2 separate regions of the Homo sapiens genome follow, and region 1 is linked to region 2. Evidence: read pairs that join two places in POLR2A ChIA-PET (ENCODE). Cell type or tissue: PC-3. All regions are shown on one strand. Links, peaks and the distances in the headings refer to the core of each region. The heading gives the core; the rest is flanking DNA.

What was found. ChIA-PET counts read pairs that join two places held together with the same protein. Peaks named below come from ENCODE experiments on the same cell type or tissue, not always from the same donor. Only the 100,000 strongest peaks of a DNase experiment are listed, where the experiment ranks them.
Region 1: POLR2A ChIA-PET joins it to region 2 with 7 read pairs; 1 of 35 experiments calls an interaction of 5 or more read pairs at or near these places.

What each region holds. Positions count from the first base shown.
Region 1 is chr11:57,125,530-57,128,455 of GRCh38, forward strand. All of the region lies in intron 6 of LOC105369309 (a long non-coding RNA gene), which reads right to left. Among named protein-coding and RNA genes, the nearest start is that of LRRC55, 55 kb to the right of the region's middle. In PC-3, for the core only: no CTCF peak of the experiment used is centred there; a DNase peak (open chromatin) is centred at 1,352; H3K27me3 peaks cover 2,018 bases.
Region 2 is chr11:56,782,079-56,785,004 of GRCh38, forward strand. No RefSeq gene overlaps it. Among named protein-coding and RNA genes, the nearest start is that of OR9G4, 35 kb to the left of the region's middle. In PC-3, for the core only: a CTCF peak has its summit at 1,535 (motif pointing left); a DNase peak (open chromatin) is centred at 1,573.

The DNA.
Region 1 (2,926 bases), core at 180-2,679, 340 kb after region 2:
GCCATTTTTACTTTTAAAGGCTCCTGGTTTTGACATGTCTAACTTGAGTCGCACATCTCAGAATCATTTTGTCTTATGTGTGCGTAGACGTGTCAAAGTCTTGGGCATCTTTGTTCTTTCAAAACTGACCATAAGACAGTTCTTGTCTTAGCACCGGAAAGAGCAATTGCTCTCAAAATCCAGAGGAGGAAAGTGCACTGTTTTGCCTGTAATAACATTTAATAGCTATAAGGTAGATCGAGATGAGATGTCCCACCTCTAAATCATAAAGGGGTCTCTGATCCTAAGGGCTCCAGGCTTAGGCAGGTCAATAAATGAAGCAGGCCTGACCACAGATATTAGGCACCTGCAGCATGTATACAGTAAAGGCAGTAGCATATCTCATCATTCTGGTCTTCTGATTTGTTCCAGACACATCAAAAATCTGGACTTTTAAATAATGGCAATTAATGCAAAATTTTAAAAAATATTATATGATCAGAATAGAACACAGACCACAAGTTGTGGCCCCCGCACAACCCCATCCATCCTCCGCTTTAGATGTCAGTCATCCTTGCTCCCTGCCACCTCCCTAGCCATGGCTTATAGACCAAGTGACCCTTCCAGATTCATTTAGCATTTCTATTGCACTCAGTCTTACAGCTTCATTTCCACTCCTCTGCTATTCTTAAAACCGGATTCTGGGCCAGGAGCGGTGGCTCATGCCTATAATCCCAACATTTTGGGAGGCCAAGGCGGGTGGATAACATGAGGTCAGGAGTTTGAGACCAGCCTGGCCAACATGATGAAACCCCATCTTTACTAAAAATACAAAAATTAGCCGGGCGTGGTGGCATGTACCTGTAGTCCTAGCTACTCAGGAGGCTGAGGTAGGAAAATTGCTTGAACCCAGGAGGAGGAGCTTGCAGTGAGCCAAGATCACGCCACTGCACTCCAGCATGGGTGACAGAGGGAGACTCTATCTCAAAAAAATAAAAAGTTTAAAAATTTAAAAAATTAAAAAAACTGGATTCTAAACCAATAACAGCAGGACTTTCCCTCTAATTCAAGCTCCCTGTGGACTTTCTGTCTTGTCTTTATGCTTGGCAAGAGTGGTGTTCATTTTCAGAATGGTCTCCCAGAAGATCTTCTGTGATACATCAGTCGGGATGAGCTAGGTTATACTCTAGAAACAAATGGCATTAAAATCCCAGAGGTTTAAATTACAAAAATTCACTGCTTGTCCATGCCACAAGTCCACTGAGGGGCTTTGCTCCAAGCCACTTGGACTCAGGTTGGTGGGGCAGCCACTATCTGAAGTGTTACCACCATCATGTCAGAGTATGACAAATCGCACACTGGCTCTCAAACCTTTTTCCCAGAAGCAACACTTATATCTCTTCGACTCACATTTCATTTCCCAGAGCAGGTTACACAGCCATATCCAATTTCAAAGGAGATGAAGAAATGTCATTTTATCATGTTCCTGGAAGGCGGGAGGATGGAAGTGTCTGGTAGCACTAACTGATTACCACATATGGTATTTCCACTTTAGAGGGAGGTTTCTTAGTTAGTTCTACCCATTGGTTCCAAAGTCATTCATTTATTCATTTAACAGTAATAACTGAGCAAAGCCCTGAAGTGGGAAATCTAGGGACAGGAATAAGAACTGACCTTTACCTTCAAGCAGCTATGACTTATCTAGGGAACATCCACAGATCTGTGCCAATAATTTGTAAACAAGGTACACAGGAGGTGCCTCAGGCAAGTGTAAATGAAGTACTGAGCATAGAAAAGGCAGTAAACATGGGGACATTGGCATCTGGGCAAATCTTTGGAACAGGAGAAAGGTAGACATGAGCAGGAAGGACCTTTCCTCTCCCCTCCCACACCCAGGTAGCTGCACTGCCCATACGAAGCAAAATCCCTCCACCCGAATATTTGTGACCACAATGATAGATGAAAGTACCAAACAGGTACAACTTCCTGAATAACTAGTCCTACACCTGGGCATATGATGCAGGCAAAGAGAAATACACATCACATCAAAAGCAGTTCCCACCCCTACCTATGGGTCCAAGACCACAATAAAGCTCATTGCTTCAATTCAAACTTCAGCTCCTCCACTTACTTGCTACATGAACTTGGGCAAGTCATTGAGCTACCTGTGTCTGTTTCCTCATATGCAAAACGTAGGTAATAATGGTACCTACCTCAAAGGGTTGATATCAGAATTGAATGGGTTAATACAGGTAATGAGACAAGTAAAGGCAGGCCGGGCTCACAGTAGACATCATGTAAGTAGTGGCTAGCACCCTCATCCTGCCCTCGTCATTGTCTTGATATGATTGTCATCTTGTTGCTTCTCCCTCCTTCAACATCTCAGTTGCTTACTACAACTCCTAAAGTGTGTGTGCTTGGCATTGACTAAGACTGTTCTTACGTGGTCCATGGAAGGAGATTTCATCCTCAAAAAACATTAGGCAGAGGGAAGAGGGCTTTGTGCCCTCAGGGGTGGTCTACCTGAACACTATTGTGTACCCCATCTCTTCCTCATCACCAGTAAATTTCTAATAAATATCTCTTTTAAACTTTTATTTTAGGTTCGGAGGTACATGTGAAGGTATGTACACAAGTAAATTCGTGGGTTCGTTTTACAGATTATTTCATCAACCAGGAATTAAGCCCATTACCTAATGATTATCTTTTCCACTCCTCTCCCTCCTCTTACCCTCCACCCTTGAGTAGACCCCAGTGTCTCTTGTGTCCCGCTTTGTGCTCATAAGTTCTCATCATTTAGCTTCCACTTATAAGCGAGAACATGTGGTATTTGGTTTTCTGTTCCTGCGTTAGTTTGCTAAGGATAATAGCCTCCATTTCTATCCATGTTCTCACAAAAGACATGATCTCATTCTTTTTTACGGCTGTAAGGTATTCCATGGTGTAT
Region 2 (2,926 bases), core at 309-2,808:
TCTTTATTAAAGTCTCAGAAATTGGAAGATGGTTGGTCATTACGAATAACCTAGAGTATTCCAACAGATATCAGATATTTTGAAAATGTTACGGAAACAATATGTAAATCTGAACTCACTGAAAACACATCACCTCAAGAGTCCATTGTGAAAATACTGAGATTAAAGAAAGACATACCTTTCATTACATGAAAGCTCTGGTTTTTAAAAACTTGCCCGTATTTGATTACAGATCTCAATGAAAGTGTAAAGAGGAACTAGGATGCTGACTTTGAGAGTTCCTCAATGAAGTGGCCCAGTGAGTCACTCTACCGTGAAACCTAAAATGTACAATCTTCACTCAGATACCCATTCTTTCTAAACAGCCTTAAGTTGCCCCAATATTAAATACAAGCTGACAATTAAGAAGCACTAGATTCCCAGGCAAGACGGATGAATAGGAACAGTTCTGGTCTGCAACTCCCAGCGAGACCAATGCAGAAGGCGGGTGATTTCTGCAATTCCAACTGAGGTACCCGGCTCATCTCATTGGGACTGGTTAGACAGTGGGTGCAGCCCAGGGAGGGCGATCAGAAACAGGGTGGGGTGTCGCCACACCTGGGAAGCGAAAGGGGTTGGGGAACTCCCTCCCCTAGCCAAGGAAAGCTGTGAACATTTCAATAAAGAGAAAGAAGAGCTTGGGAACCAAGCAGAATTTAATTTGACATCTGTGTCTGCCATTTCCTCCCATGTAGCTTCAGGAAAGTCACTCCACTATTATGAACCTCAGGATTTCTTATCTCTTGAATGAGAATAATTTCCACTTTGCAAAGTTTTTTTTAATAAAATAATTTTTAAAGGGCTTACATCACCTGTTGCTAAAAAGTTTTATAATATTATTTTCTCTTAAAGAGTGTTCCAATACCCCCATTAACAGTAGCATTTTACAATTACCATTATTATTAATATGTAAGTATTACCCCATGAAAAGGAAGTAAGTTACTTTTTAGATATTTTTAAATTCCTGAATAATTAGAGTAAAATACAAATCATTCTAAACATTCTAATCTGTGGTCGATATTAAAAGGTAGAAGCAGTCATTTTTAAAATATACATATTTTACTCACTTTTATTTATTTGGAAAGTAGCAAATGACAGACTAGAAAGTATTTTCAGCTAATGATATGCCTTTTTTTATGATCGTTATGTGATATAAGGAGCTATTAAGAATGTTCAATGATGGAGTCAAAAGCTCTTAACTATGTGTTTCTAGAAAAGATATGCCATAGTTCTGTTACGTGTCATTGGAAATTTATTTTCTCACTTTATATTTTAGTTTCACAAATCGAAAGATACGAATGTGAAAGTATATCAGCAATTTTAAAGATTGATGTGCCATTAACTTGGAGGATCTAATGAAAGCTCCGGTCCTTTCCTGTGGAATAAATGTGCATAGACCTTAACACACAAACTTTGGACTTCACGGCCCTCCAAAATTCCAAGCCTAACATCTTAGTAATGCTTTCAATTAATAAAGGAAACCTGAGACAATTTTGTTATCTTAATTGATAAGTTGATGCTGCCATCTAGTGGCAATGCTTAACAACTTAAGAAGAAACCACGACAGTGTTATTTCGCTGGGAATACTGTTTACCCTTAAACGTATTCTGTATTCGCTAAGAGCATGTTAACAAGAGTTGACTTAAGAGTTAAAGATATACAATATATTTCTTAGTGAAATATTTTATATAAACTTAGAGTAATTTTTTAATTAAAATTTAGTTTTGAAAAATATAATCCTTATACAAATCTGATAATTTCTCAGGAAAAAAGTTCTACAGAAAGTTGTCACTGGAGTAACTCAGTTGAATTAGTTATTTCTTTTCCTTCACAATTTCTTACCTAAGATTACTAAAAGGAAGGAGAAAAGGATGTTTCATAAATAATATGAAAATGTATATTTCATGAGTACTGAAAGCAAACATTATAAAAGCAAAATTTAATGGGTTGGGAAATTGAACTAATATTTAAAATTAGGTTTTGAAAACTCAGGATGTAAGGTCATTTTGAGGAAATCTTTACTAACAGAGAAACCGGAGAAAGATGAATCAACATTAATAGTTAATCTTTCCTTACATTTCTTTCCAAATGGATCTGAAGAAAACAAAAGCCTGTTATGCTCCGTTGGGTTCAACAAACTTTTATTGAATAACTACTCTGTGCCAGACACTGTACAAGGTTCTCATGATAAACAAGTAGTAGCTCCTTGGGACATATGATTAGGAAGAATTCCTCTATTTCTAGGTAAATAAAATTGTGTTTTAATCAGGAGCAGATGATGTCCCATGCCTTTCCAACATCCATAAAGATGACTATATGAATATCAATAATAATAAGAAAAAAAATCAGCAATAACAAGAATAGAAACATCATCCAGCACTTCTAAATACTCTCCTGCAATATCTTATTTAATTTTGATAGTAATACAATGCCCTAGATAATGTTATCCCCATTTTATAGAGAAGAATACAAAAAAATTTCTATAAATTATGTGTAATTTTGGATACTGATTTTATTTTGAATTTTGCAGTATGTAGCCTCACTTATGTAACCTTAATATAGTTGTGCCATTCGTATTTAAATTTGTGAATATAATATAGATATTAGATTCTCCAGAGAGACAGAACCTATCAGAGATAGATAGATGTAGACACAGATAGAGATATAGATGCCTAAGAGGGAATTTATTAGGGGAACTGGTTCATGATTACGAAGTTTAAGTCCCAGGCAGATAATCTGCAAGCTAGAGACCTTAGGATGACAGTAGCATGGCTCAGTCCAAGCCTAAAGGCCTCAAAAACAGGGAAGCTGATGTTGTAACTCTAAGTCTGAGGCTTGAGGACTGAGAACCTGGGACCACTGGTGCAAATCCTGGAGTCCAAACGCT